Linked DNA regions of Mus musculus: region 2 is linked to region 1. Evidence: chromatin loops called from intact Hi-C (ENCODE). Cell type or tissue: gastrocnemius. All regions are shown on one strand. Each heading gives the region's core, and the rest is flanking DNA. Links, peaks and the distances in the headings are about the cores only.

Region 1 (15,606 bases), core at 4,292-12,291:
CTGTTGGGATGGGCTAGCCACGAAGTCATGGTGACCAATGTCCAAAGAAAGATTGGAGCAGAGACTTGGGGACACAGCCGGATGCGGGCAATTTGGAGGGGGATGGGAGTCTATGTTAAAGCCGCAAGGGCACCAAGTGAGTGAAAGAAATCTCCTCCCCAGCCACGCCCACTCACAACCTGCACTGGAAGTGTCTGAGGATGAAGGTGTTCGTCTGCTGCGCCTCCAGTGAGTAGCGTCGGTTTCCAACCACGTCCGCATCCTTGCCTCCCTGCTTTGGGGCTCCCTTGGCTTCCTGGGGATGGGGGCGGAGGGCACAGGCGACCGGGATGGCTCCCCAGCTGTAGCAGGGGGAGGGGGTCCTGGCCCTGACTTTCCCCTCCTCTCTCCCCACCCGCACCCCACCCCGCAGCATCGCACTCCGGGGAGAAGCCGGTCCCCACTCTCCCCCAGTTCACCATGGGCCCCAATGTGAAGATCAACGTGTTGGGTGAGTCTGCGCAGCGCCCTCTTGTGGCCACTGCTGGAATCGCAGCCCCCTTCCCAGTGCATGCTTCCCACCCACCCCCTCCCGCATGCCTTCCCATGGGACACGAGCCCTTCCGGCCCCTCCCCCGTGGGTGGTCACATCTCTGGCTCCACTGCTGCTGCTGCTGCCGCCGCCGCCGCGTGCCCCCCGCCCCAGCGCACAGCACAGCCCTTACCAGTTTGCCTATTTATCTTTCCACAGAAGACTTTGAGGGAGAGAATCCCCAGGTGCCCAAGCTTGAGAAGAGCATCAGTGGGACCAGCCCCAAGCGGGAACACCTGCCTCTGGCCGTGGGCATCGCCTTCTTCCTCATGACGCTCTTGGCCTCCTAGCTCTGCCCCTTCCTATGACAGAGAGAGGTGGGAAGGGCTGAGAAGGAGCAGGGAGCTTGCTGTGGGGCCTACATCCTTCTTCCCATGGTTGGGAGCGGGGTCTGCACTGTACATCTCTCTGGGCCTGCCCTCTTTGCCCACACACTCTCTAGGACAGGCACCGTAGTGGATCAGGCACAGGGACAGCCACAGGTCCCAGGTGGCCTGTGGCTTTGGTAATGTTTGGTACCAAACCTGGGGGCTATAAAGGCAGTGCTCAGGACTCCCTGGCCCCTGGTACCTTTCCCTGACCCTTGGTGCCCTCCCTCTTTGTCCCCCAAGAGGCAAATATGCCCCAGAGAGAACAAACGAAGCATGGGAGGTGCCCCCTGTCCTCTCCTCTGGGGCAGAACATGGGGAGGGGACTAGGTGGGTGAGGGGTGGAGCCTCAGGCTGCCCCTCCCCCTGTTTACAGCAATAAGCATGTCCTCTCCCTCCACTCCCACATAGAGGACTGTGGTTTGGATTGAATCCAAGTTTACAAATAGACACCCCTGGGGGGGAGCAGGCAGTGGACAGGGGTGGGCATCGGGGTGCCAGACAGGCATGTACAGACTCTATATCTCTATATATAATGTACAGACAGACAGAGTCCCTTCCCCTTCTTAACCTTGACCTTTCTCGACTTCCCCTTCCAGACTCAGACCCCTTCCCCTACCAGGTTAGGCCCCCCTTGGGACCCCCCTGGCCCCTCTTTTGTCTTCTGTGAAGACAGGACCTATGCAACGCACAGACACTTTTGGAGACCGTAACAACAATGCCCCCTCCCTTCCAGCCCTGAGCCGGGAACCAACTCCCAGGACCTTGCCCTGCCCACCCTAAGTGGTCCCCACCCATCCTGGGCCTTTTTCAAGTGCTTTGGCTGTGACTTTCATACTCTGCTCTTAGTCTAAAAAAAATAAACTGGAGATAAAAATACCTGAGTGTGTGTGGTTTCAAGGGGCCACGTCCCTCTGTTTCACTGGCTGAACCAATCCTGTGGGGCTCAAGGCCCGGGTGAGCAGGCATTCTAGGTTAGAGGCCACAGAGTGGAGAGAGGGACAGAGCTTCAAGTTGAGCCCGGGTGACTTTGGGCAGGTTCCTTAACCTTTCTAGGCTCCGGCTTCCCACAGGGAAAGTGGTGTGAGTACCCGCTTCCCAGGCCCTGTGTACCCGAGTTAAGGCTCAGGCTGGTGCGCTCTATGCTGTAGTCAGAAGCTTTTGGCTGGGTCCAGGGATTTCAGGGGATTTGTGATCCTAGATAGGAAAAAAAAAGTTACATGGTTATTTTCACTCACCTGTGACAAGTTTAACATTCCCTTTCTGTACTTGGGCAACAGGCCACAGCAGCATAAAGAGTACGTGTGACTTTGTAGCCAACAGAAATCCCAGATGTTTTCAGACCTGCTTTATATCTCAGAATATCATTTATGTGTCACTACTTTGAAATGATCATAGTTGTTAGACTTTACTTGTTTTTAACATGTTAATAAAGAAACATATATATTACATACCAAAAATGTAAATGTCTCTTAACTGTGTTTCAATAATGACACTTTGAGGTTTTATTCATTTGAAAATGTGCACCCTGTTGGGGCCTGGGCTCCACATAACCACAGCATCGTGTCAAGAGAGCAGAAAGGACAGGTCATGTGTGAGACCATCATAGAAGCTGCTCAGGATACAGGGAGGTGACTTTCTCACAGCCCAAGGGACCTTACCCTACCCTTCTTCTCTTATTGGCACCAAGGACAGGCTAGATCCTAGGTAAACATCTCTCCTATGTGGCTGTCTGTTGCACTGTGACAGCAGTAGCCAAGTATGGTGGTACATACCTGTAGTCTGAGCACTCAGTGGAGCTGAGGCAGGAGGACTGCTGCAAGTTCAAGGACAGACTAGACTCCTGAGTGCGACCCTATCTGAGAGTGTGCAGTTTCTTGGTAAGTTTTCGATATCACCTAGCAGATGCTTGGAGTGGAGGACAAGCAGGGAAAGAACCCAGGGCAGATGGTGGACCAGTGTGACACACTACTGTACCAAAAGACAGGAAAGGCAGGCTCCAGTTTTCCATGCTCACAGTCGATACTCAAGGAACACCTGCCAAGAGCCAGGTTCTGGTGGGACAGAGAAGACATTGTCTGTACTTTCAGACACGATGATTTCCAGGTGTGGGCTGTACACCCGTAATCCTGCTGCTTGGGAGACTGAGGTAAGAAGACAGAGTTCAAGGATAGTGTGGGCTACATGTGCTTTGTCAAAACACGACCCGGGCCAGGATGGCTCCACGGCAAATCACTTGTGAAGGTCTGATGACTTGCATTTGATGACAGAAGCCGCATAAAGGCAGGAGAGAGATGTCAGATGGTGTCCTCTGTTTCTACTTATACTCAAGTGAGCGTGTGTGTGTGTGTGTGTGTGTGTGTGTGTGTGTGTGTGTGTGCACAAACAACTGTTAAAGCTCCTGTGCTGGCTAGCATTATGTCAGCTTGACACAAGCTGTTGTCATCTGAGAGGAAGGAACAACAACTGAGAATATGCCTCCATAAGATCCAGCTGTAGGCAAGCCTGTAAGGCATTTTTTAAATTAGTGATTGGTGGAGGAGGGTCCAGCCCATTGTGAGTGGTGCCATGCCTGGGTTGGTAGTTTTGGGTTCTATAAGAAAGCAGGCTGCCCAAGTTGTGATGAGCAAGCCAGTAAGCAATACTCCTCCAAGGTCTCTGCATCAGCTCCTGCCTCCAGGTTCCTGCCCTGTTTGAGTTCCTGTCCCAACATCTTTCAATGATGGACTATGATGTGAAACCATAAACCAAAATAAACCACCCTTTTCTCCCCAACTTGCCTTTGTTTGTTTGTTTGTTTGTTTGTTTCTGGAGTCAGTGTTTTTCTTCATAGCCTTGACTGTCCTAGAACTTGTTCTGTAGACCAGGCTGGCCTCAAACTCAGAGATCTACATGCCTCTGCCTCCCAAGTGCTGGGATTAAGGGCATGTGCCACCCAGATGTGTGTGTGTGTGTGTGTGTGGTACCAACTTGCTTTTTGATTATGGTGTTTCATTGCAATAATGACAACCCTAACTAAGACAGCTCCTACTTAATTCCATATCTCTTAGGGTGTGCTGGCTAGTTTTATGACAACTTGACACAAGCTGTAGTCATCAGAGAGGAGGGAACCTCAGCTGAAAAAAAATACCACCTTAAGATCAGGGTGTAGGGTATTTTCTCAATTAGTGATTGATGAGAAGAGGCAGCCCACTGTGGGTGGCACCATCCCTAGGCTGGTGGTCTTGGGATCTATAAGAAAGGAGGCTGAGCAAGCCATGATGAGAAAGCCAGTCAGTAGCACCCCTCTGTGGCAGCCTCTGCATCAGCTCCTGCCTCCAGGTTCTTGCCCTGTTTAAGTTCCTGCCCTGACTTCTTCAGTGATAGACTATATACGACATGGAAGCCAAGTAAATCCTTTCCTCACCACCTGGCTCCTCATCACGGCGTTTTATCACAGCAATGGTAACCCTAACCAGGACATGGTGTGTGATCAAGAATCAGTAATGCGCTGGGCCGTGGTGGCACAAGCCTTTAATCCCAGCACTTGGGAGACAGAGGCAGGCGGATTTCTGAGTTCGAGGCTAGCCTGCTCTACAAAGTGAGTTCCAGTACAGCCAGGGCTATACAGAGAAACCCTGTCTCGAAAACAACAACAACAACAACAACAACAACACAAAAACAAAACAAAATAATTCGTGAACACGTGTGTGTGTGTGTGTGCGCACACACACACACACACACACACACACACCACACGATGAGGAGCAGATGCAGTATAGCATGGTTAATTGCCAGGGGCAGTGGAAATAGCCGGGGAAATCCCATCTTTGCTTGGTCAGAGGAAGCCTGCTTCATGGAGGAAGTACACAATGCCAGCTAGCTCTCTTGTGGAGTACAGAAGGCCTTGCAGCGTGGACATCACCTGTGAGGGAACAGGGGTCAGGTGAAGACCCCTGAAATTTCTAGGCCAAGAAAGGCTGGTGAGGCATGGGGGTGCTTGTGGTTTCAAAATGTAGAATAGGTGTGTCCGTCACTGTTCTATTGCTGTGAAGAGAGGCCATGACCAAGGCAACTCTTATATAAGAAAGCATGTGGTAGCGACTTCCACTTTCACAGTCCATTATCATCATGGTGGGAAGCATGGCAGCGTGTAGGCATGGTACTGAAGAAGTGACTGAGAGCTATGTCCTAATGCTCTGGCAGAAAAGGGGAGAGAGACTGGGCCGGGAATGGACTTCTGAAACCTCAGAGACTACCCCTAGAGACTCACCTTCTCCAACAAGGCCACACCACTTAATCCTTCTAATCCTTTCAAACAATTCCACTCTCTGGTGATGAAACATTCAAATATATGAGTCTGTAGTAGACATTCTCATTCAACCTACCACAGTAGGGCTTAGCAAGAGAGTAAAGATCCTTCCACCAAGCCTGAAGACCTCAGGGTGATCCCTGAGAGCACATGGTAGCAGGAGAGAACTATGTTCTGCAAGTTGGCCTCTGACATCAGCAATACCCTGGACAAAATAAGTAAAAGAAAAAGTTGGGGTTTTTGTTGTTGTTGTTGTTGTTGTTTTGGTTTGGTTTTTCCCAAGACAGAGTTTCTTTGTGTAGACCTGGCTGTCTTGGAATTTGCTCTGTAGACCAGGCTGGCCTCGAACTCAGAGATCCAGCTGTGCTGGGATAAAAACTGTGCACCACCACTGCCCAGCAGAAAAACAAAATTTTAAACTCTAGAAATAGTCCAACTGTAAGGGGCCGTGGATTTGGGGATAGTGAAATAAATACATCTTTGTTTTCTCATCTCTGTGGCTTCTTAGACTTTGCTCACTACTGTAGTAACACACACGACTGTCTAATAAAATTATTTTTGTTGCTACTTCATAACTATAATTTTGCTACTGTTATTCATCATAATGTTAAGTATCTGTATTTTCCAAAGTTCTTAGGTGACCTGGGTGAAAGTGTCCTTTGACCCACAGGTTGAAAACAACTGGTCTAACATGTTGTATTGCTTGACTAGGGTTACACAGCCTGGCAAGTGGTAGGGCTGACAATCAAAGTGGGTCTCAAGAGCTAAGCTGTAGCCCAGTGGGAGAACACTCGCTTAGGATGCATGAGGTCCTGGGGTTGATTCTCAGCCTCACAAAACCAACAGAAACAAAGTGGGTTTGATTGTCTCCATGCTCTAATCATTGGCACCTGTATCAACACCTGGGACCTTTCCCATAAATCCACACTGCCCTTGACTGTGCTCATGGCTTTTTATTTCTTTGTCCTGTGATGAGAAAAAGTTCTGAAGACCCCAAGCCAGCATGAGGTGGGTCATCCAGACCCCCCCCCCTTTTTAAGATTTATTTTATGTATGTGTGTACACTGACACTGTCTTCAGACACACCAGAAGAGGACATCAAATCCCATTTCAGATGGCTGTGAGCCATCATGTGGTTGCTGGGAATTGAACTCAGGGCCTCTGGAAGAGCAGTCAGCGCTCTTAACCTCTGAGCCATCTCTCCAGCTCTAGACCCTTCTTTTGACAGATGGGACAGAGAGAGTAGTAACTCAGACACAAGCACTCAGGTGTCTAGGTCAGAGCCAGGACTAGAACTCTGTACACTGAGCCTTCATCTTCTCTTATGTCACACACAGTCCTCAGAGGGGAAAATGTCCGCAGTCAACAAGGAATGACAAGGAGGAGGTGCCACCCCTTCAAAGGTCCTTTCCAGTTCCCTGACCTTGAGCATGAACATTCCCCCTCTCAGTCAGGAACAGTTCTAGTTCATTTGTTTTGCTGTGACAAAAATAAAAACAAAAACAAAACAAAACAAAAAAAAAAAACCTCTAGTGAAAAAGCAACTTAGGAGAGAAGGGAGTTTACTTCAGTCTGTCACAGCAGAGGCGATACTGTGGCAGGAGGTTGAAGCCCCTGGTCACGTTACATCACCACCATGGTCAAGCACAGAGAAACCAAGTGTGAAGCCAGGAATGATGCTTCACACCTTTAATCCCAGCACTCAGGAGGCAGAGGCAGGTGGATCTCTGTGAGTTCGAGGCCAGCTTGGTCTAAACAGTGAGTTCCAGGACAGCCAGGGCTACACAGGGAAACTTTGTTTTAAAAGAAGAAAGAGAAGGAAAGAAAGTCAGGAACAAAGAAAGGAAAAGAAAAGAAAGAAGAGGGAAATCAAATGTCAGCGCTCTTGCTTGATTTTATTTTTTATTGTTTAGGACAAAGTCTCATTATATAGAGCAGGCTGGCCTCGAACTCACAGAGGTCCATGTGCCTTTGCCTCCAGAATGCTGAGGCTGAAGGTGTGCACCACCGGATTCAACTCTCTTAATTAGCTTTCTCCTATCTTGCACTGTTCAGGACCCCCTGCCTTGGAAATGCCACCCACAAAGAGCTGGGTGTTCCTACTTCAATTACTAGTCGTGACAGCCCCACACAGACAAGCCCCAAGGCCAACCTGATGGAGATAATACTTGATTAGGACTCTCTTCCCAGGGGACTCTAGGTTATGTCTATTTGGCAGCTAGAATTAAGCAGCACAGGGCATTGGTCTGCAGAAGCAGGAGCAGAACTGGGGACCCGGCTCAGCACTTAGATGAACACAGGCCAGGGCCATCCTGATGCTGCCCTAGGGCTTGGTCTTTGGCTGATTTTGATGTCCCTATCCTGAAGCACGGGAGCTCTGAGGTAAGGCATTACCAAGCCAAGGAGCTGTCTGCACAGTAGGAAAGCAGGCTCCTAATGGGCAATATCCTGAGAGGCTTCTTCCTCCTTCTTTAGCTTCATAGCAACAAGGACACCAAGAAGGGTCCCAAGTGAGTCTTGCCTATTCAGCACTGTCGCACCCCAAAACAAAGTTGGCCATGGGCTGTGAGGCTTGGTTCGAAGTAGCCATGTTCTCCCTTTTCTGCACGAGAGTACGCTCCAGCTCCGCCAGCGCCAGCGCCAGCGCCAGCCCCAGCCCCAGCGCCAGCTCCAGCCAGCTATGCTCAGGGCCAGGACAGGTTCAGGGCTCTTTGCAATCCAGGCCTGAGATCTGAGCCCTACTGATTTGGCTGGAGCCCGCTCAGCCTGAAGTTCTGCTTAATATCCACCAGGTGGCGGAGCATCTGGACTGAGGGGTCAGCCATGGTATGTGTAGAGCTTGAGATGTTGTTAAGGTTTTTTTCTTCTCCTCCTCCTCTTCCTCCTCCTCCTCCTCACCCCTCCTCCTTTTCCTCCTCCTTCCTTTTCTCCCTCATCCTCCTTCTCCCTCCTTCTTCTTTCTGCTCCTTCTCCTCCTTCTTCTGTTTGTGTTTTTGTTGTTGATGTTTGTTTGTTTTATTTTGGTTTTTCTTTGATGGTGGTAGTTGTTTGTTTGTCTGTTTTGAGACAAGGTAATCCAGGCTGTCCTAGAGTTGGCTATGTAGACCAGGCTGCTCTCTAACTCATAGAGATTCACCAGCCCTCCCAAAGCAGTATTAAGGTGTGTGCTACCAAACCTGTTTTTTGTTTGTGTGTTCGTTTATTTTTCATTGTTTTTTCTGTTTTCTTTTTTAAATTGAGACAGGCTTGTGAATTCCAGGATGACCTTGAACTTCCTACATTATGGAGGATGGTCTGGCCACCTGATCCTCCTGTCTCTACCTTCTAAGTGTTGTCATCATGGGAGTTACAGTGCCATGCCCACTTTTTATTTCTATTTATTTGTTTACCTATTTACATATTTATTCCCTGGCTGTCCTGGAACTCACTCTGTAGATCAGGCTGGCCTCGAACTCATATGCCTGCTCTGCCTCTTGAGTGCTAGGATTAAAGGCGTGCGCCACTACCACCCGACTCTTGCCCAGATTTTTGTTTGTTTGTTTAAAATATTTATTTATTTACTATATGTTAGTGTACTGACACTGTCCTCAGACACACCAGAAGAGAGCATCAGATCCCATTATAGATGGTTGTGAGCCACCATGTGGTTGCTGGGAATTGAACTCAGGACCTCTGGAAGAACAATCAGTGCTCTTAACCACTAAGCCATCTCTCAAGCCCCTTGCCCAGGTTTTAAAAAGTATTTATTTATATTTTAATTTTATGTGTATGAGTGTTCTAGCCCCATATGCTTATGTGACTCTGTGTGTGTGTGTGTGTGTGTGTGTGTGTTTGGTACCTATGGAAGTCAGAAGAGGATGCCAGATTACCTGAAACTGGAGTCAAGCCCAGGTCCTCTGCAAGAGCAGCAAATGCCCTTAACCACTGAGCCATCCTTCCAGTCCCAGCTTCCTCCCCCACCCCAGGGTATTGCACTACACTCCAGGCTGGAAGTGATTTGTCTGCATTAGTCTTGTGTGTGCTGGCATTACAGACACGTGCCACCACGCCTGGCTCTTTTATTATTGTTTATTTGGACAGAGTCTTATACTGTAGCCCACTGAGCCACTGCCCACCCCTGGTTTGGGAACAATTTGTGAACTATGAAAGGGTGAAGGAGTGTCAGCCATGGAAGAGCAGGGGTGGGCTTGGACTAGTCTACACTTGTCCAGTCTGGAGCTGCTCAGCCCCCGTATCTTGTGCATCCTCTCTCTCTCCTCTCTCTCTCTCTCTCTCTCTCTCTCTCTCTCTCTCTCTCTCTCACACACACACACACACACACACACACACACACATACACACTGCTTTTGTGGCAGCTGGAGAACCTCAGTTGAATGTGGTGGTGACATTTGAGGCATCTGAGATGGACACCAGGATGCCAGCTGGAACCAAGAGACAAGGACTGTGCCGTGAAGGAGCAGAAGGCATGGATGAAGATGGAGGTGAACCTGGTGGGGAATAGGAGCTGGCATGGAGAACATGGGTGGGAGATATAGGGACACTCTTAGCCCCAGGACAAAAGACTGGGAAAGTGTGGGACTGTCCCAAGGGAGGGCCAGACTTGCTGGAGCCTGGTCAACCAAAGACTCTTCAGGACCAGAGCAGCAGGGAAACCCAGGCTGTGGGCCTGCAACTTGATCAGGGAGTCCAGCTTCCTCTAGTCTCCCTTAGCTTGGCCAGTGGGGCAGATACGCCCCCTCCCCTGGAGGGTCAATACCAATCTCTAGGCCTTCTTAGCAGCATCTGGCCCCTGGTAATTGTAGGGTTGTCGAGCCTGGCTATAAAAGACTGGATAGGCCAGCACAGAAACCAGGGAGAACTAGGCTCGCCCAGCCCTGAGAGACTGGGGTTGTCCAGGGAACACTGCTTAATCCACATTCTAACTCATAACTGCACACTCCGGTTCACTCCTGTTCCCAGAATCTCACAACTGCCCAACCCCCACCCAGCCAAACTCGCTGTTCAGTGGGGAAAATGGGGCAACAACCCTGAAGGGGCCTTAGAAAGGAAAACATGGGCTTGTTTACACAGCTGAGGTGCAAGGGACCTCACACTATGCCAGAGGGACCAACTAGCTCAGATCCCCACAGACAGCCTCAGTCCCACAGACCACGGACATACCGCACACACAGGTGTGCATGCTCGAAGCACTTCCGACTGCAGCTTATACACACAAGGAAAGGGGTTTACAAGGTACCCAAGCCACACTTATATCCAGGGTCACACAGGCTGACACAGTTGCCATAAAAGTCAGCTGACAGTCCCAACAAAACAAACAGTGTGTGGTGCCAACAAGGGCAGTGGCCAAACAAACTGGGCAAAGTCAGGAGTCTGGGAAAGGGCAGAAAGGGCAGAGGGGTATTGGAGCTGTGTTCTCATTCCTGGGATCTGCAGGGCCCAGCCACAGCCACACACAAGACACAAAAGCAACTCAGGCATCTCTAGAGAGCAGGGCTCCCTGCTTCTACCCACATATTCAGAGACACAGCCCACGGCCAGCACCTTGATGCCCACAGACCTCCCTCCAGGGGCTGGAACACTCCTCCCACACACTGTTTTGCAGATGGAGAAGACAATGAAGGACTATCTGGAAGAATTTAGCCTGAGGTTAGAGAGACCTTTCTGCCCACACCACAGACAGGCTTACCCAGTTACACACAGAGGCACAAACGCACACACACATCCAGACTTTGAGCCTCAGGGAAGGGCCGGTGGAGACTGACAAGTGTCTGTCTCACCCACGTGGGGCCATGCCCATGTCTGTCTACCTGGGCCCCACACAAGCCCATAAGGAAAGAGCCTACACTACTTCCCGTGGCCAAGAAAGCTGATCCTGTACTCCTCTGTGCACTGGGGACAGACAGGTAGCTTCCAAGACTGAGAAAAAGGGAATGATCCCTAGAAAGGCCTCCACCATGGATCTTGAAAGTCTGCCTTATTCCCCGAGTGCCAGTTACCCACACAGCTTGATTGGAGCTGTGCCTTGGGTTTAGCTGAGCCTCCTGGTACAACCCTGTAAGCTCAGCACTTAGGAGCTGATAGGAGGGTGGATTGTTCAAGGGCAGCCTCAGCTATACAGAGAGGCCAACCTGGGGTACATGCAGTTCCCTCTCAAAAGAAACAAAACAATGCACAGCTTTGGACACGGGACCTGGATTAGGGTGACTGTGGGTTGTCAGAGGTGGCTTTGAGAAGGATCCGAGGCCTTGGGATGGTCGACAGCTTGCTAGGTGGTACTGGAAGGAAGAAGAGCAATGGAGGCCCACCCTTACTGCAGGGAGATGGAGCAGCCCAAACAAGCTGATCCAGAGGGCAGAGGCTGCTGCTTCATAGCGTCTACAGTCATAACAACAGTCCCAGGCAGAGCAGAGCACGCCCTTCTTACACAGAGTGCTTCTGTGAACAGCGGTCCTTGAGTGAGGTTACTCCTCACTCCCTAAGATGCCACATTGGCCCCACCCTGGCGGGAGCACCTTTCCCAGGGTTAAAGAAGCTGTGAGAATGGAGTCCCCTGGAGAGTCTCCCATGAATCTGTGACCCTTTGTCTGTCAGGCAGCCTGTCTGTTGGGGCCCACCTTCTCTGGGGCCACTGACAGCTGAGCCCTGACATCTAACAGTCTCTGAGATTCCAGGTCTAGGAAGAACAAGTGGGGGCAGGGGGATTGTGCCCCCCCCCTTGCTCCATCCTGCCTATAGCAGTCTGTCAATTTGGAAGCTCTTTTCCTTTCTTTTCCTTTCCTTCCTTTTCTCTTCTTCTTCTTCTTCTTCTTCTTCTTCTTCTTCTTCTTCAGATTTGTTTATTTTATGTATGTGAGTACATTGTCGCCGTCTTCAGACTCACCAGAAGAGGGCATCAAATTCCATTACAGATGGTTGTGAGCCACCATGTGGTTGCTGGGATTTGAACTCAGGACCTCTGGAACAGCAGTCAGTCTGGACCGCTGAGCCATCTCTCCAGCCCTGGAAGCACTTTCTTAAGAAGGAGAGGTGCTCTATCTGGAACACCAGTTTGGTGAAGACTCCGTGGACTTAGGGGCCCCACCCCGTTGCCTTGCCAAGTGGGCAGCTGGTGGCTCCCTGTGACCAGAGCGAGCTTCATTTCATTCCCTGTACTGGCGCATTTCAGCTTTGCTTAACATGTTCCCTTTAGGACAATGAAGGCATCCTCAGACCACATTCAGTCTTCAGATACTTCAGACCAAAGGCTCAGTCTATGCCCTGTCTCCCAACCCTTGCTTTCCCCGGCTGTCCACTATATCACATTAGATATAGTGGGCTTATTTGTACACAGCCCACTATATATAATGTGTACTGTGTGTGGAAGTGGATGCTTTGACTGCTTATATATCTGTACCCCACCCAAGTGCATGGTGCAGATGAAGTCCAGAAGCTGGGTCCCTTGGAACTAAAGTTACGGTTGGTAGTAAGTCAGTATCTAGGTGCCCGACCCAGGTCCTCCGCAAGCGCAGCCCCTGAGCCACGTCTCCAGCCCCCATCAACTGTTTTGTTTGTTTGTTTGTTTGTTTGTTTGTTCACAGCTGGTGTGATGCTGCACACCTTTAACCCCAGCATTTGTTTAACCCCAGCACTTGGGAGGCAGAGGCAGGTGGATCTCTGTGAGTGCAAAGGCCAGCCTGGTCTACAAAGCCAGTTCCAGGCCAGCCAGGGTTATAAAGTGAGATATTGTCTCAAAAATAAAATAAAATAAAGAAAGTATAAAGCACTTACAGGTTTACTGTTTGTTGAGCTTCTCTCGACCTCTGTGTGGATGGAGATTTCTATCAGCTGTCAATTTTCTTCTGCTTGAAGGATTTTTTTTAAGAAAACATATCTTACAGTGAAAGCCTGTCTCTGACTGACTGTTTCAGCCTTTAAACGTCTGAAATTGTCTTTCTTCACTTTCTATTCCAGAGGCACTGACACAGACTTCCAGCTCAGTTGTCTCTTGCGCCATAGGCTTCTGGAGAGGGGGTCAGCTCCTGTCTAGTCTTCACGCGGTGAGCTTGCTCCTAAGTTTTTCCTCTTTGCTGCTTCTCAGCAGCTACAAAGACAACCTAAGGAAGGCAGAACCAAAAAGCAGCAGTACTAAGTGCTGTAGCTTTGGTCGGGAGCAGCCAGCGGCCAGGGTGCTCAACCTGAGCAGTGCAACCTCTGTAAGCATTTATTGGCAGCCGTAGGACAGCAAGCGCGTCTACGCAAACAGAGGGGTGAGTACAAACTTTCAGTAGCCACGTTCCTTAGATTGACCCTACGACAGCCTTTAGACATTCCATTGCAGTGAATGAAAATAGAAATTATAGCTGGGTGGTGGTGGCAATCACCTTTAATCCCAGCACCTGGGAGGCAGAGGCAGGTGGATTTCTGAGTAGAGGCCAGCCTGGTCTACAGAGTGAGTTCCAGGACAGTCAGTGCTATACAGAGAAACCCTGTCTCAAAAAAACAAAAAAACAAAACAAAACAAAAAAAACAGGGTTTCTCTGTGTAGCCCTGGCTGTCCTGAAACTCGCTCTGTAGACCAGGCTGGCCTCTACTCAGAAATCCACCTGCCTCTGCCTCCCAAGTGCTGGGATTAAAGGTGTGCACCACCACGCCCGGCTTGAGAAACCCTGTTATTAAAGAAGAAGAAAAAGGAGAAGGAGGAGAAGGAGAAGAAGAGAAAACAAATCATAAGCAGGGTGTAGTGGCTTCTAGGAAGCCTGACACACACAAGCACGTGCGCGCGCGCACACACACACACACACACACACACGCCTATCCCCTCAACACACAATGTCCTGGAAGCTGGGCATGGTGGCTCACACAGCAATTAAATCATAAAGGCACGTGGAGCAGGAGTTCAGCCTTAACCTTGTCTCAAAACAAAACAGAAAACAAATTAGGGCCAGCAGGGCTCAGAGGGTAAAGGGACTTGCCTGACCCTGCGTTTGCTCCCTGGAACCCACATAGTGAAAGGAGAAAAGCAACTTTCACAGATTGTCCTCTGACTTCATACATGAGCTTGCAACCACACACACATATGCGGACAATAAATACATATTTTTAAAAATCAAAAGCCACTCCTCCTCAACCTGGCTTTGTAGCCATAATAATCAGTAAATTTATTGTAGTTCTGTTTTACGGTGTATATTTATGGGTGTATTGCCTGCATATCTGTCTGTGCATCCTGTATGTGCAGATTGCCCTGAGAGTCCAGATGAGGGCATGGGACTGGAATTACAGAGAGTTGTGAATTAACAGATGGGTGCTAGGAGCCAAAGCCAGAAGCCAGAAAAGGGTGTTGAATCCCCTGGAACTGGAGTTACAGATGATTGTGAACTATCATGTGGGTGCTAGGAATCAAAACCAGGTCCTTTGTAAGAACAGCAGGTGCTCTAACCACTGAGCTCTCTTTCCAGCCCCATGTATACTCTTTTGTACAGTGTATTGAGGTGGGAGGGGAGTAGAGACTGAGATAGGGGGATGAGTCCAGGGCCTCAAATACTCACATGTATCAGACCAACCCTTCTTACTTTTTGTTCTTTTGAGACAGCATCTTGGGCTGGAGAGATGGCTCAGCGGTTAAGAGCACTGACTGCTCTTCCAGAGGTTTTGAGTTCAATTCTCAGCAACTGTAATGGGATCTGATGCCCTCTTCTGGTGTGTCTGAAGATAGCTACAGTGTACTCACCATATATATAAAATAAATAAATAAAAATCTTAGAGAGAGAGAGAGAGAGAGAAAGAGAGAGAGAGGGGGAGGGAGAGACAGAGAGAGAGACAGCATCTTGTAGCTCAAGGTCGGTCTTAAATCCCTGATCAATCTGCCTCTGCCCCTCAAGTGCCAGGATCACAGGTGTGCATTGCTGTGCCCAACTTGAATATATATGTATGTGTATGTGTATGTGTGTGTATATGTGTGTGTATGTGTGTATATGTGTGTATATGTGTGTGTCTGTGTATATACATTATTTTCCTTCCCTTTCTTCTCACTAAACACTCTCTTATATCCCTCTATCTTAAAAAAATTAATAAACTTGGGGCTGGAGAGATAACATTAGTTGTTAAGAGCACTGGCTGTTCTTCCAGAAGAAAGGGGTTCAGTTCCTAGGACCCACATGGCAGCTCACAACTGTCTGTAACTCCTGCTCCAGGGGATCTGATACTCTCACATACCTAACAATTATTGATTGAATTACTGATTAAATAATCAATTATTGTTTGAATATGAGACATTAGGCATTTAATGTTTTTTAATGCTAGATTTTTTAAAATATTTATTAATTTTTATGTATGTGTGCTCTACCCGAATGTACACCATCATGCCAGAAGAGGGCAACAGATCACTGAATAGATGGTTG
Region 2 (15,606 bases), core at 2,850-10,849, 57 kb after region 1:
AACAACAGCCATACATATAATCAACAAAACACATACTGGGAAAATTACAGACAGGCTTTCCTGGGAAATGACAAATCAAAGATGTCGTCCTGATTAGGGAAAGGGTTCAGGTGAATCAGGGTTCTCAGAGAAATTGCCCTAAAGCATCCAGACAGGAAACGATGGCAGCCTTAGGGAGGAAGGACCCAGAAATAGAGCTGAGCAGTTGGCAGAAACATGGGGCTCATCTGAGTTCAGTGTTTTCAAACTGCCTCAAGGCAGAAGCTGTTTCCCCGAAGAGCCCAGCGTGCTGTGGTATGCTACTGGTGGCTGTCCTGACAGCCTGTCATAAACACCAGTGGGGTCTTTGCAAATGCCCACTGCCTGCACAGAGACAATCGGCAGGAGGCAATAAAGGAATGAGGTTCGACACAACGTAGCACAGCGCTGGTTCAAACTTGGAAGGTCTGACACCAGGCAGTTTATTTTAGACTAAACATGTCTAAATGTACAGTTTGGGGAAAAAGTTTCCTGGTAACAATTATCTCAATCCCGTGTGCACAGTGAGGCTTCAGGCGTGACTACACTGAAATACTTTTGCAAAGTACATATGACGTCTTCCATAAAGATGGGTTTGACAGCTTAAGGGCCTAGGGGAGAATCTCCTGTGTTCTCTGTCATACATCGAGCACAGCAGTCACCAAGCTATTAAGCACATGTAACATCTCCCCTAAGGATGGGTTCTGTTGACTAAGAAACAAAACTGAATATAAAGGTCTAGGGAGGGAGAGTCTGGGGGTTTGGTTGTACCCTGGCCCTAGAGACTGCACAGAACACCAGGCTACTAACTACAGGCACTCCCAGCCTTCTGTGTGGAAAACAGGTATAGCTCTCCTACACTGAGACAATCCTTCATGTTTGACATTCCTGGGTTTCCTATTGTTTATCTGTAGGCACAAGGACCCCCTGCCACCTAAAACACCTGTTAGCTAAGGAAGTACAATGTTGTCCCAGTCTCAGAGACTCGGGGAACTGAAGCCATAGGCTAGCCTGAGCTTGAGTCTGACCAGCCTAGACAACACAACACAGTGAGACTCTGCTGTAAGAAATGAGCAGCTCTGAGCAGAGTGTAGATCAGTGGTGGAGTATTTGCTTAGTATCCACAGGTTCTGGGTTCAAAGCTTCACTTCTGCAAAAAAGAAAAAATTGACTGAGGACTTACCTACTAAGCCGATCTATTAAGCAGACAAATCCCCTCCTTTCAATAAAGTGATACTGTAAGACAGAGACAAGCAGCAAACAAATATTTATTATATCAGGTAGAGAGAAACATCCATCACATAGAAGGCTGAGGCTAAGGGATGGTCACATGCTTGCGACCATCCTGGGCTAGGTCTCAAGCATCATGCCAGCTAGTACAATATAGCAGGATTGTACCCCAGGAAAGCTGAAAAAGGGCTGGGGAGGTAGCTCATCACGTCAAGGGGCTTGCTGTGAGTTTTATCCCTTGGCCCCACAGTTAGTCCTCTACTCTACAGTGCAGAAGGAGAGCACTGACTCCCACAGTTAGTCCTCTACTCTCCACAGGCATACCGGACAGAGCACACACAAATAAATACGTGTAATACAAAACAATATTCAAGGGGCTGGAGAGATAGCTCAGCAGTTAAGAGCACTGACTGCTCTTCCAGAGGTCCTGAGTTCTATTCCCAGAACCACATGATGGCTCACAACCATCTGTAATGGGATCAGATGCCCACTTCTGGTGTGCCTGAAGACAATGGCTGTGTACTCATATACATAAAAAAAAATGTTGAAGCTGGAGACCGGAGCCCATGGGAACAGCAACTGTGAGTGTTGACAGTGTGCTGCCTGCCAGTCCCAAGATTGTGTAGTGTCTCGCAGTCAGGCTAGCCTTTCCTTCCTTTTGTGAAAACAGCGCATGAGTCAGGGTTCTCCCACGAATCAGAGCCAGTGGCAGAGAGAAGGGGCCTGGTAGACTGACTTTTAAAGAATTGGCTCAGCAGTCATGGAATCAGCCAAGTCCAGAGCCTGACGGGTGGGTCAGCAGGCCAAGGCCCAGGAAAGTTCCAGTATTTCAGCTCAAGTCCAGAGGCTGTGTTCCTGCTCAGCTCCCTCCCACTAAGGGACAGCCATGTCTTGTTCTAACTATCTGACCTTCAGCTGTTCAGATGATGCTGATCCACAACAGAAACTTGCTGGGCAGTGTTAGCGCACGCCTTTGATCCCAGCACTTGGGAGGCAGAGGCAGGCAGATTTCTGAGTTCGAGGCCAGCCTGGTCTACAGAGTAAGTTCTAGGACAGCCAGGGATACACAGAGAAACCCTGTCTCAAAAAACAAACAAACAAACAAACAAACAAAATCTACCAATCTAATTTTTTTTCAAGCTGGGATTGAATCCTGGATTTCTTGTGTGCTAGGTAAGTGACCTCCACTGGCCTCCTTCACTTTTTCCTTTTTCTGTGTGTGTGTGTGTGTGTGTGTGTGTGTGTGTAGATAGTGATGTCAAGAATTGTACTTGATAGGCTCACAACCAAAAATATAAGAGTTCGGTTCCCAGCACCCACAGCTGTTTCTCCAGCCACCTTTTTTGGCTTAACCACACAACACACACACACACACACACACACACACACACACACACACACACACCACACTCTGAGTGAGCACGCAAAATTAAAAAGTAATAGTTAAAAAAAGAAAAGAAATAAAAACTAAATAAAAAAATAAAAAATAAAAAGAATTATAATTGGGGCTGTAGAGATGGCTCAGCAGTTAAGAGCACCAACTGTTCTTCCAGAGGTCCTGAGTTCAATTCCCAGCAACCACATGGTGGTTCACAACCATCGGTAATGGGATCTGTCTGATGCCCTCTTCTGGTGTGTGAAGAGAGCTACAGTGTACTCAAATATATGAAATAAATAAAATCTTTGAAAAAAAAGAGAGGGAGAGAGAGAGAATCATACTTAATCGCTCTTCCACCATATTCCTTGAGGCAGCATCACTCATGCAAACCCGGAGCTCACTCACTCACTCACAGGGCTAGTCTTGCCCGCCACCCAGCTTGTTCTAGGAACCTCCTGTCTCCACCCACTAAGCCTGAAATCACAGATAGGCTACCACACCCATCTGGCAGTCTATATAGAACCTGAGAATCTGAACCCAGTTGATAACTGAGTACAAGCGCTTCAGCCACTAAGCCATCTCTCAGCACCCTGCCCCGCCCCCTTTAAGATAAATTAATCTCATCTAAAACTCAGTGTTAAAGTACTCATCTACCATGGTGAGACCTTAGTACCTGCCCCACCCCAAAAGGTGTCATCATCATATAAGATACTCCTCAGCCGAGCCTGGTAGTGCACACCATAATCCCAGCACTCAAGAGGCAGAGGCAGGTGAATTTCTGAGTTCAAGGCCAGTCTGGTCTACAGAGCAAGTTCCAGGACAGCCAGGGATGCACAGAGAAACCTTGTCTTGAAAAAACAAAAACAAAAACAAAAACAAAAACAAAAACAAAAACAAAAACAAAAGACAAAATAAAAAGGGAAGAAAAGAATAAAAACAAACGTTTCTTAAATATATGACTTCCCTCAGGATTTAGATTTAATTCAAACCTTTTTTTTTTAAGATTTATTTATTAATATATGTAAGTACACTGTAGCTGTCTTCAGACACTCCAGAAGAGGGAGTCAGATCTTGTTGCGGATGGTTGTGAGTCACCATGTGGCTGCTGGGATTTGAACTCTGGACCTTCGGAAGAGCAGTCGGGTGCTCTTACCCACTGAGCCATCTCACCAGCCCCTCAAACCTTTTTTATTATTCAATTCATTTTACAGTCAAGGAGTCTAAAGTGTGGAGAAACCACTCAATCTGCTCCTGTCACTCAATCTGCCTCTGTCACTCACCTGCTCAGTGTCAGAGTTCAAACTACACCTCTGAGCTGTCTAATTCAAGGTGCATCTCTTGGAGCTAGGATGTAGCTCAGTGAATGGATCTTGTGCTACTGTGCAGAAAGCCCTGGATCTATACCTGGTTCCAAATAACGTTAGGCCTGGTGGTTCAGACCTGCAGTCCCAATACTGGAAAGGTGAAGGTAAGAGGACCAGAAACTGGTTATCTTTAGCAACACAAGGAATTCAAGGCTAGCCTGGAATACATGAGACTTTGTATCAAAAAGCAACCAGGGCTGGAAAAAAACGGCACAACTCAGGTTGAAAGCACTTATTGCTCTTACAGAGGACCTGGGTTATGTTCCCAGTGCCCACAGAATAGTTCACAACCATCTGTAATTCTAGTTCTAGAGGATTCAGTGTTCTCTTACGACCTCTGCAGGCACCAGGCACACAGACAGTGTACATAAATATACAGAGGCAAACACTTGAGCACATTAAAATAAGCAGCAATAACAAACGTAAGGAACGTCTTTTTCAGCCAGGCATGTTGGCGCATGCCTTTAATCCCAGCAGTTGGGAGGCAGAGGCAGGCAGATTTCTAGAGTTCAAGGCCAGCCTGGTCTACAAAATGAGTTCCAGGACAGCCAAGGCTACGGAGAAACCCTGTCTCGAAACACCTTCCCCCCCCCCCCAAAAAAGAAGTGTCTCTTTTCCACTGTCTCCCAGTGCCTACAAACCTAAAGTTGGTCTGGGGCACAGTCTAGAGACAGGGCTGGAAGGGGTGGGTCCCTGCACCTTGCGCTTACTAGCCTCACCCCTAGTCTCCCCACACAGGTGGATGCACACACCCAAGCCCCAGAAATCCTTTCAAAGTGCTTGAGGGCAGTGCTCAGGGCAGTTTACCTAGACACAGAGAATACAGCCCTTCTCTGCTGAGCCTGGGTCAGTATTTTTGCTCTCCAGTTCCCCTAAGTTCCCCTGACCTCTGCCTCTTGCCCTGGAGGCCCCCTCTGCTTTTCTTTCCCGGCTTTCTCAAGGTGTGAGACATTCTCTGGGAGCCTTGAGGTTCCCTCCTCACAGTAAGGAAACCCATTTGGCTTAGACTTTATTGCTTCGGGGGTGTGGTGGGGTGGGGTGGTGGTGGTGGTGATGGCTCTAATTTAAAGTTTCTGGTGTTGTCCCCCAGTGTAGCTGGAGTCAGATCCTCTAGGAAAACAGGAATTGGCCATAAAAAAAAGATTGAACTTTTACTTTTGAGTTTTCAAATATACATAACACAGAATAGCCCAGCAAATCCCGTGTGCCCGTTGCCACAGACCTTGAAGGGACATAATAGAATCTTAGTTTATCATCAGAATTTCTGAGTCCTATACAGACTGTGTGGCTAGCACACTTGCCACACCATGCTAACTAACTGTTCATGTTGGGCTGGGGAAGATGGGTCAGTGGAGAAAGGGCCAGGTGAGGACAGGAGTTCATATCCCAAAAATCCAGGTGGCCGTGGCAACCTCCTGTAGTCCCAGCACCCAGGAGGCAGAGACAAGGGCGTCCCAGGACACGCTGGCTACCTTGACTAACTGGAGTCTGTGAGCTCCAGATTCAGTGATGCTACCTCAATAAATAAGGAGAGGCTGGGGAAGACACTAGACTTTAACTTTGGACCTCCAACTTTGCATGCCTATGTGTGCCTATCCACCCATTTGTGTGCTTGTGAATATGCATACATGTGAGGACACCACACACACTCTACATGTGCAAGAAAAATAATTTGTTAAATAGACGCATGCCTGTTTTTTTTTCTGAGTGTCGCTGGAACCTCTATAGATCTAGGGACCTGGACCTCTCTCCAGTTGGCAAAGGATCTGAATCCCGGGAAGGAACTGCTGAGACCTGTGGGGCCCAGGATTCCCACCTGGCACGGGCCTGAAGAGCCTGAAGAGCGCTGAAGAGCCTAGCTGGGTGTGGCTGCCCCTTGGAGCCTAAGGGAAAGCTTTGAAGTCTTCACTCCCAGTAGCTGACCTAAAGCTGTTTGCTATAGGTATTTGAGAACGCCTAACTCTATAGCCAATTAGGGGCTTCTCCCTGTGCCTCTGCAGGAACTCAACCAAGCAGCATCTATGGTACAGCTTGTATATGCACATCTGGCTCTCAGCCCTAGAAGGGGTGGACTGAGGAGCCAGATCCTGGCTCTGGCCCTTGAGCCCCCAGGAACTTCCATTTTCCTGGAAGGGAAGCCAAGAAATGTACCTATAGGGGACAATTAAGTGCCCCGGCTGTCTGCCTTAGGGCTCTGAGCATTGTTTGCTTAGGAGGTAGCACTATTTGTAACCTGTCAAGGACTGTAGACTCCAGCAGTCCCCCAAAGAAGGCAGGGCTGCCAACTTCCCATTCTACCAAGGTTCCCACAGAGCCCACCACCCAGTGCCTTCACAATAGATTTCAGTGTATCCTTCTCACAGAACCCTTTCCTTTGTGCCTCTGTCTCTGTGTCTCTCAGCTTCTCTGTCTCTATGGGTCTCTGCCTCTCTCTTGTTTCCCAACATCCTTCCCCAGGCCCTGGGGAGCAGAGCTGTGGAGGCAGGGGGCAGTGGGAACAGGACAGTGTCCGGTTCTCACCAAGGACAATAAGGGCCGGAAAGGGCTGGAGCCAAGGGCTGGCGCAGACTAGCCCTCCCGCCTGCCCTGGGCGCCCCCAGGTCCCGCCCTGTCCCATTGGTATGCCCTAAATGCCAGGCACTCTTCATGCTTGTGCCTGTCCCGGGGAGGGAGGCCAATCTAGTCCACTTGCCTCAGTCTCAGTGTCCCACTGCCTTCTTGAAGGGTGGTATCACCTTTGACTCCAAGGAGCATGTCAGGTCAGGGGCCAGAAGCCTCAGGCCAGACTACAGCGACTCCGCCCACGTATTATTTACTCCTGTTTCCGGAGTTGGGGGCGGGTGCCTGTGGGTGTCGCTGCCACGTGTGAGTGAACAGGAGGAAACATCTGCCTCCCTCTGTCCTCCGGGGAGTGGGGGTGGGGAGATGCCCCGCTCTCCCATAGGTCTTCTGCCACCCGGCTGGAGCAGTCCCAGGAACCCCAAATTCCTTTGTCTTTTTCACCTTCAGGTCTTGGAAGGCACCATATCCTCGGGTCCCTTTACCTAATGATGGTGATTAGAGACTGTGATATCTCTGTCAGGGTTAATTGGCAGGTCAGGTGTGTATAGCCTACAACTAGACACCACAGATAGGCTGAGTGTAAAGCTGCTATTGGCGCCGACCTGCCTTGTAAATCCACCCATTCCTGAGGGATGGGTCATTATTCCTGAGGCACATACTGCCCCTGGTCCTACACAGTAGGTGACATTGATTCCTTAGCACTGCTGGGTCACCTCTGATCTTCCCCTCACATACCTAAACCTTAGAAGTGGTATTTGTTATCTGCCTGACTCCACCCAAGCCTTCTGAAAGCCTCTGACCCTCAGGAGGCCATATCCCAGGGCTATGTGTGTCCTACCCAGTGCTCCCACTCCAGGCAAGGAGAAAATCAAGGTCTGACTTAGACCTTCCCATAGACCCAGGACCTGTTTTGGACACCCTCCATCCCTCCTTCAGAGCGCTCTACACGCCACACTTCAACCTCACTAGATGAGCTTTCAACTGCCAGGCTCAGAAAGACTCTGTGATCTCTACTGAAAATTCTGTCCAACTCCTAGCCCAGGAACAGGAAGTGATGCTTCTAGCTTTCCAGTACGGTGCCTGGCCCCTTGAGTTCCCTAGATTGGCTTCCAAAGAATTAGAGCACTGCCTAGTCCTTTAGGACCAATATGCAGGTAGAGGTCGGCCTGAGTATCCAGGATCGATGGGCTCACAGCGCCCTCTGTCAGCACTTTATGCAAACTGTGCAGTTCCTCCTCCTGGGCCAGGTAAAGAGTGATTGACTGGGCAGTGTGGCCTCTTAATAATCCTTCACCAGACCTCCTTAGACGCTTGGCTTCATCTTTACTGAGCCTTATTCCCTAACCTTTAGGTGCCTCTAAATGTGTAGGATTTTGTCCTAGAAGGGTTGAAGGATAAGTTTTTTCATTCAACCAACCTACTTCCCACTCTCAGGCACTACTGAGTATACAAAAGTGACCAAAATGGGTGTTTCCTAAAGTTTGGAGCATCCACCGGGAGAGGGAGGTGGGGGGGGGAGGGGGCGGGAACCTTGCTGCTCTAAAGGACAAGCACCCTGGACAGAGAGCTGCTTCTCATGACAGCACAAAGCAGGGTCTGGGGCCACAGCCTCATTTCCATCAAGACTTGGCTGAGGCTGTGGGCTGGCTGCTCTTTGATCTAACCTGAAGAGACTTATGGATTTCTTAATATCTTGAAGACAAGATAAATGGGGGAGGGAAACAAGGTTGCCAGAGTGAAGAAGCAAGGGTCGGTGACCAACCCAGGGTCCTTACACGCACGCAATGTGCACCACCCCAACATATGTGCACATACCCCCCCCACACACACACACACACGCACACCAGTTAGGTTCTGAAAGGCAGGCCCTCCTGTATTATCTACTGTTTAACCTCTCTCCCCATAGGTTAAGACCCCGATCATTTTTGCGTTCTTCTCCCACAATGACTCTCTTGTCAGTGGAGGGCAAGGATGCTGCAGCACCTGCCCAGCTTGGGCACTGGCAGATGAGGTCAACTGTCACAGTTCACAGACACAGCTACAAAGACACAACTTTATTACTCATTCACAGTTAGTTTCTCTTCTTGCCCTTGCCAGTGATTTTGGCCGGTGTGAGAACTGGAGCTGTTGCCTGGTACAGAGTGGACGATATCTTGTTGATGTAGTACAGACCAACCATGGAGAAGATGAAGCTAGGGGGTGAAAATAAGTCATTAAACCAATAGGCATGTTGCTACTAGGGCAGACACCAGCGTCAGGTAAAGAATTCAGATTTAGGCCTGGGAAACTAAGGACAAAAAAAAGGGGTGGGGGTGGGGAGATGGCTCAGGGGTTAAGAGCACTGACTGCTCTTCCATAGGTCCCGAGTTCAAATCCCAGCAACCACATGGTGGCTCACAACCATCCGTAATGAGATCTGATGCCCTCTTCTGGTGTGTCTGAAGACAGCTACAGTGTAGTTACATATAATAAATAAAAAAAGCTTTGAAAAAAATAATGGGGGGGAGGGGACAGAGGAGGTGGCATATGGTGGGAAGGGAAGGGACTATTAACACCATAGGAAGATCTGGTCCCACAAGACATGGTGTTGTTGCACCGCTTGCCCAGCTGTCAGATACGTACCAAGTGGTGACACAAACTCGGTGGATGAGGCCGGAGGCAAAGAGCGCCAACAGCAAGCAGAGGAGAACTGGGGAGACAGGAAGAGGGTCAATCAGAAGGCGGTCAAAAGAGCAACGGAAAAGTAGGAGCAGTCTAGAACCCTGTGAGGAACCTGCTTGAAAACGTACGTCCTGCCTGGCATGGGGATATACACCTTTAACCCCAGCACTAGAGGCAGAGTCAGAGAGATCTCTGTGAGCTGGAGGTCAGCTTCCTCTACAGAGGGAGTTCCAGGACAGCCAGGGCTACACAGAGAAATCCTGACTAGAAAAACAACACAAACAAAATAGGTATGCCTTAATAAAAGCAGGGATTTCAAATGCCTTGTGCCTGAACACTTGTTCAGGACACCAAGGGAAGATATGAATGGCGTTTTGTTTGACTAGCTTGGCTCCACGTTTCATTTAACTTCCTGGTCCCCCAACCCCCGAACATACACAGAAGAAAGCGAAAACGCAGTGGTATATGCCTACACAGCAAGCCAGTCCGGAGGATAAGGCAGGAAGCATCACGTAAGCCCAGGAATCCAAGGGAGGGACAGCCTGGGCTACACAGTGGGAAGGCCAGCCTGGGCAACATAGTGAGATCCCGCCTCAAAAGTAAATCAATAAATAAAATGTTCTAGAAGGGCGGAAAGCAGGCGTGTTCCCATGACTTAGGAAAGAGGATTATGGCTTCTCTAAGAGGACAGGATACGGATGAGAGGGTGGAAGGGGCTAAGAGGTCCACTTGTCCAGCTGGAGCCAGAAAGGAAGGCAAAGAAGAGGATTTTTTTCTTCTCACTTCAAGACAGGTTTCACTGTGTAGCTCTGGCTGTCCTGGAACTTGCTCTGTAGATCGCGCTAGCCCTGAACTCACAGAGACCTGCCTCCCTCTGCCTCTAGTGCTAGGATTAAGAGCCTGTGCCATCACTGTCTGGCTGAAAGACAAGGTTTTTGCCTTCCAACAATTTCTTTCAGCATATAAGAAACACATGGGACAGAGTGGAAGAGACAGAAGCTCTGGGCATTGCTGGGCGGAAGCTCTGGAAACCTCCAACAGGGCCGTGAAGACAGCAACAATGGCGGGCTTCGGGGTTTCTGGGTGAGTCTTTCACGGGGCCACAACTGCTTGCTTTTCCCAGCATGTGGCTTTCCAAGTGGCTCGGTCCTGATGCCGACTTTGTTTTATGAGCCCTATTCTCCATCAGATCTCTATATGAACCATCTAACAAGAATTATCACACACAAAAACTGATCTATCAGGGCTGGAGATGTGCCTCCATTGGGAGAGAGATTGCCTAGCATGTTCAAGGACCTGGGCTTAATCGCCAGCACCTCATAAACTACATGAGGTAGTGCTAATCTCAGGACCTGGGAAGTGGAGGCAGGAAGATCAGCAAGTCAAGGGTTTAGTCATTCACAGCCACACAGGAAGTTCAAGGCCAGTGTGGGCTACAGAAGGGAGGAGAAGAAAGGAAGAGAGAAACAAGCGGATGCAGAGAAAGAGAGTGAGCTCTAGCGGTTATTCTCTATTCTCCTTCTGTCAGGGGTCCTGCTATTGGTAACATCCCAGTGAACACAGACTTCACAATCTCCTCCAGCAGCAGTCAATAGTGCGGGCTCAGTTCCACATCAGAATCCCTCAGTGGGCTTGGTTTTGCTTTCTTCTCTCACAGGGACAAAGAACACCTTCTCCTGGATGCCTATCAGACATCAGCCCAGGCTTGACTGTTCACTTGAAACCTGTCCTGAGAGCAGACCAGGTTGGCCTTTTTCTTTCTTTTCCTCTCCCTCCCCTCCCCTCCCCTCCCCCCTTTTTGTGCTTCTCTTCCAGCTCCAATAAAATGCTTAATCTGAAAGCATCTTCTGTCTTCAAGATTGTGTTAAGCAAATGTATTTCTCCTTTATCATCTAAGCACAGGGAAATTCGGCATCATGTTTGGGAGAGGTTTAAAAAAAAAAGAGTCCAGTTAACTATTGAGTTTCACTTACTCTCAGGGAAGATTTTTGCTTGGAAGCCTTTACCAAAGACCAGATTCTCCAGATTATTGAAGGCCTGGGTGATGTAATTAAGGAGAAACTCACGCAACAAGATAGGAAGTAGAGGGACTGCAAAGCCCTTGCCACCCACTCCCGCCCATGTTCTGTTCATACACCCCCGCCTCCCCTTCCAGCGCGAGGAAGATACAGTCAGGGAGAAGACGAAAAGGCCGGAGCCCAGCAGGCCCCCCTGAATGGTGAGCCACTCGGTGGAGGCCAGCTGGCGGCTGTAGATCTGCATGCCAGCGAAGAGCAGCAGGGACAGGAGGGAGGACAGCGCCAAGGAGGTCCCGGTACCGACTACTATAAATGAGAAAAAGAGTCAGGCTAAGATTCAGGCAGATTCACTCCGGAGCTTGGCTCACCAACCACTTCCAAGTGACCCAGCCCCCACCCCACAGCGACCTCCAGGAACCACCCGGCCCTGCACACCCAAGTTCCCGCCTGTCCGGAGGAAATGCTAGTTCCCAGGACACGTCAGCTTTACCGAGGCTACGGAGAAAAGAGGACCACCCCAACGCCCACTCCCGCTAGAGCAGCCCGGGCATCCCGCCGGTGCGGTTACCCATCACGCCCCGTCCGTGGTCCAATCCGTGTCCCTGGAGAAAGAGGGGAGCCAAAGCCGGCGCGGTTGTCTGTACGCAGGCGTCGGGGCCAACGTGGACTTGCTTTACTTCTTCCTCTACGCGCCTTGGGTGCAGCGCCCTCTTGTGGCAAGGAGGAAATAATGCTTCTAAGAGCATTCTAGGCCACCGCCCTGCTTGGTCTCCAGCCTTCTGTAGCCAAGGCATCTGCTGTCTCTCTGGACAAGCTGCACTCATCTTTCAGTCATGATCCCATGGCCTAGAGTCACCTGTGCCTTCATTGCTATTCATGTCATCTCCCGTACAACTTCCTCAGACCTCCCTGACCCACTATAATTGCCTCAACAACTCCCGAAGATATGTGCCACCCAAGATGTAGCACCGTCCACCTGGAGTTGTTCTTCTGAAACGAGCTTCGTGCTTTATGTGAGTAGTATGACCAGGAATCGATGCAAGCTTCTAATAGGAGGAATGGTTCCTACCTCAAATACCCTCCATGTTACCCACCCCCTAGACCGCCTTTGGAGAACCACGTGGGAAGAACTATTTCCCACCCCCTACCTCGACGGACGCAGTTCGAAGCTAGTCCCTGGAGCATGCGCAGTGACATCTCACCCTCCCCACCCCTCCCTTCACCCCACCCGGCTCCTGCATTAAGCCCCGGGTTCGCAGCAGCAGCCAGGATCGGGCACCCGGGGGCGGGCGGGCACAGTAGGGCCATGGCTGAGGGTGAGGATATGCAGACCTTCACTTCCATCATGGATGCACTAGTCCGCATCAGTGTGAGTTAAGGTGGGGTCAAGGGGAAGGGAGGGGATGTAAAGGGTCGGGGCAAGCCAGACCCTTGAACAGGTGGGGGTCCAGGAAGAATATGGATTATAGAGAAGGGATTAGTTAAGACAGAAATGACTGGGAGGGCGGAGACGCAAGTGTGGAGGGATCCTGGGGACAGCCGAGTGGTGAGACTCCCGTTTGCTGGGGTGTAGGCAGCGAGAAGCTGCCCGGACCCAGCGGGTAGGCTTGGGGTAGCTGCCAGGCGTGCACCAGGGCTATGAGAAGGGGCATGTGTGAGCTTGGATGTTTTCCAAGAAACTGAGGACAGGTGTGGCGGGGGGTGGGGTGGGGTGATGAAAAAACCGCTCCTGGGTGCAGTTCCCAATTTGGACCCCTCCCGACCACCCCCCCTACCGCCCCCAACCCCCCCCCCCGCTAGCTGCCGTGCAGCCTCCCGTTGCCATGGTAACCCGTGCCCGTCTCTCCCAGAGGCGGTGCCAACCCTGCTCCCCCCCACCACTTCCTTCCCCCTCCCTCCCTCTCCCTCCCTCCTTTGTGTCAGCTGCGCCCCTGACCGGGATGGCTGCGAAGAGAGGGACCAAGGTGAGGTGTGGGGGTGGGGAATAGCCAGAAGACCCCTCACCAAAAGGGGGAGGGATACTTCCGGTGGGGAGGGGGCAGGTAGGCGGGGCGCTCCTTCCTCCCCCACCCTAGATTGAGCAAAGGGTTGAAACAGGCCGAATTTCTCCACCAGACTGGGTCTGATAGCTCTAGTATAGAAGGCAAAGAGAGATGGGTTGATTTGGGGAGACTGGAAGAAATAGAATTGAAGAATGGAGGATGGGTGCTGGGGCGCCGGCCAGTGCCCAGCCGGTTCAGAGAGCTAGCGCACCCTGGCCGCGGGGAGCAGTCATGCGTCTAAGGGTTGCTAGAGAAAGGGGCGGGGGACAACACCCAGCTGTAGAATGGGTGGTGCCCTTGAAATAAATGCTATTAATCCAGAGATGGAGGGATGGAGACAGGTGAGGCGGGAGGACTGCCTGCCAGCACTGCTGCAGCGGGAGTGATGGGGGTGGGGCGCGATGGTGGGGGAGGCCAGAGCTCCAACTGTACCTTCTTGGTGGACCTTAAGCTCCCCAAGAGGGGCGCTGAAGCAGGAGACAGAGAGCTGGGGAGGTGTGTGAACCAACGAAGGCGGGTACTGGGCCAAAGCAGTAGGTAGCTTGTGCTGCCCTTCCTGGCAGCCAAGGGACCGGGCTGAGATTTGCCCAAGTGTCCTAGCTCTCACACAACCTCCTGGTCCCTCCACAGACAAGCATGAAGAACATGGAGAAGGAACTGCTGTGCCCAGTGTGCCAAGAGATGTACAAGCAGCCACTAGTGCTGCCTTGTACCCACAACGTGTGCCAGGCCTGTGCCCGGGAGGTTTTGGGCCAGCAGGGGTACATAGGCCATGGTGGGGATCCGAGTTCGGAGCCCACTTCTCCTGCTTCCACCCCTTCTACCCGCAGCCCCCGCCTCTCTCGGAGAACTCTCCCCAAGCCAGATCGCTTGGACCGGCTCCTTAAGTCAGGTGGGGCTGGGGCCTGTGGGATGGGGTGGGGATGTAGAAAGATGGAAGAGGGTCAGGGGCATCTGTCTGTCATTCTGGGGTGGAGCTTCTTACTGCTTGTCTGAAATTCTAATGAGAGCTGATCTCTGGCGCAATGAAATTAATTCCACGTTTTAATTGATCAGATGTCACCCACCCCAGCCAGCTGTAATTCTCACCTGTGCCTCCTGGGTCCATCTACAGGCTTTGGGACATACCCTGGGCGGAAGCGTGGTGCCTTGCACCCCCAGACGATCCTATTCCCGTGCCCAGCCTGCCAAGGCGATGTGGAGCTGGGGGAGAGGGGCCTTTCCGGGCTTTTCCGAAACCTGACCCTAGAGCGAGTGGTGGAGAGGTACCGCCAGAGTGTGAGTGTGGGAGGAGCCATCCTGTGCCAGTTGTGCAAGCCCCCACCACTAGAGGCCACCAAGGGCTGCACAGAGTGTCGAGCTACCTTCTGTAACGAATGCTTCAAGCTCTTCCACCCCTGGGGCACTCAGAAGGCGCAGCATGAGCCCACGCTACCCACTCTTTCATTCCGCCCCAAGGTGAGCCAGTTCTTGCGGGGGTCTGAAGTGGGAGGGGCTACAGTGGTGCTGAACCAGAGGTTGGAGATGACTGGCATGTGGGGTTCTAAAGAGGGCTAGGTAAGGTTTTGTGTGTGTGTGTGTGTGTGTGTGTGCGCGTGCGCGTGCGCGTGCACGTGTGAGACAGGGTCTTAGAGCTGGAGAGAGGCAGCTCTCTGATTAAGAGCTCTTCCAGAGAATCACATTTGTTTCCCTGTAATTGCAGCTCCAGGGGTACATCACCTCTGGCCTCTTCTGTCTCCTGCACTTACATGCACATTTCTACACATAGACACATACACATAATTCAAAATAAAATATTAAGAAAAAAAAACAGGACAGTGCTTTGCCATATAGCCCAGGCTAGCCTTGAACTCATGGAAATCCCATTTTCTCGGTTTCCTGAGCACTAGAATTACGGACACGCACCGTCAGATCGGGCTGTCTATCAGTCCGTGTCTCTAACATCCACTAAACAGAAGATTCAACATCTATGGGACTCTCATCTCACCAGCTGCATAGAGATGAGAGAATCTACTCTGCTGTAACTATACCTGCAGGACTGTTGATAGGATCACAGGAGATGTTCGTTATCTGGCTAAGCATGGTGGCGCATGCCTGAGCCCCCAACACTTGGAAGGGTAAATAAAGAGACTTGGAGGTTAAAGGCCAGCCTGGGTACACAGGAAAACTCTGCCTCAGAAAAGTTGTTTATTAACAAAAAAAAAAAAAAAAGTTGTTTCTATGCAGGATGCTTTTCTAGGAATTGGGCGCAATGGTGAACAAAGGTGAACTCTATCACCATTGTTATACTATGAACTTAGGAAGTAAATGAAGGAGCAGTGCTAGGCCATGGC

Evidence for each region. Peaks named below come from ENCODE experiments on the same cell type or tissue, not always from the same donor. Only the 100,000 strongest peaks of a DNase experiment are listed, where the experiment ranks them.
Region 2: it touches region 1 in a loop (4-fold over the local background); 24 of 42 quality-filtered maps call a loop at or near these places.

What each region holds. Positions count from the first base shown.
Region 1 is chr3:89,300,692-89,316,297 of GRCm38, reverse strand. It overlaps Gm34014 (a long non-coding RNA gene), which reads right to left and starts at 13,258. Exons shown (of 3, transcript XR_867453.3): 1 at 12,998-13,258; 2 at 5,307-5,435; 3 at 2,397-2,993. It overlaps Efna3 (ephrin A3), which reads left to right. Exons shown (of 5, transcript NM_010108.2): 3 at 163-228; 4 at 413-490; 5 at 731-2,399. The coding sequence ends at 861. Gm33845 (a long non-coding RNA gene) reads left to right here and starts at 13,318. Exons shown (of 4, transcript XR_375824.3): 1 at 13,318-13,476. In gastrocnemius, for the core only: a CTCF peak has its summit at 8,021 (motif pointing right); a DNase peak (open chromatin) is centred at 7,993.
Region 2 is chr3:89,242,709-89,258,314 of GRCm38, reverse strand. It overlaps Krtcap2 (keratinocyte associated protein 2), which reads right to left and starts at 11,877. Exons shown (of 5, transcript NM_025327.3): 1 at 11,800-11,877; 2 at 11,383-11,537; 3 at 11,187-11,250; 4 at 9,175-9,241; 5 at 8,586-8,744. The coding sequence starts at 11,803. The coding sequence ends at 8,624. It overlaps Trim46 (tripartite motif-containing 46), which reads left to right and starts at 12,418. Exons shown (of 10, transcript NM_183037.2): 1 at 12,418-12,600; 2 at 13,904-14,165; 3 at 14,388-14,731. The coding sequence starts at 12,538. It also overlaps a transcript of Dpm3 not described here. In gastrocnemius, for the core only: a CTCF peak has its summit at 7,751; DNase peaks (open chromatin) are centred at 6,836 and 7,735; H3K4me3 peaks cover 1,700 bases; H3K27ac peaks cover 2,738 bases.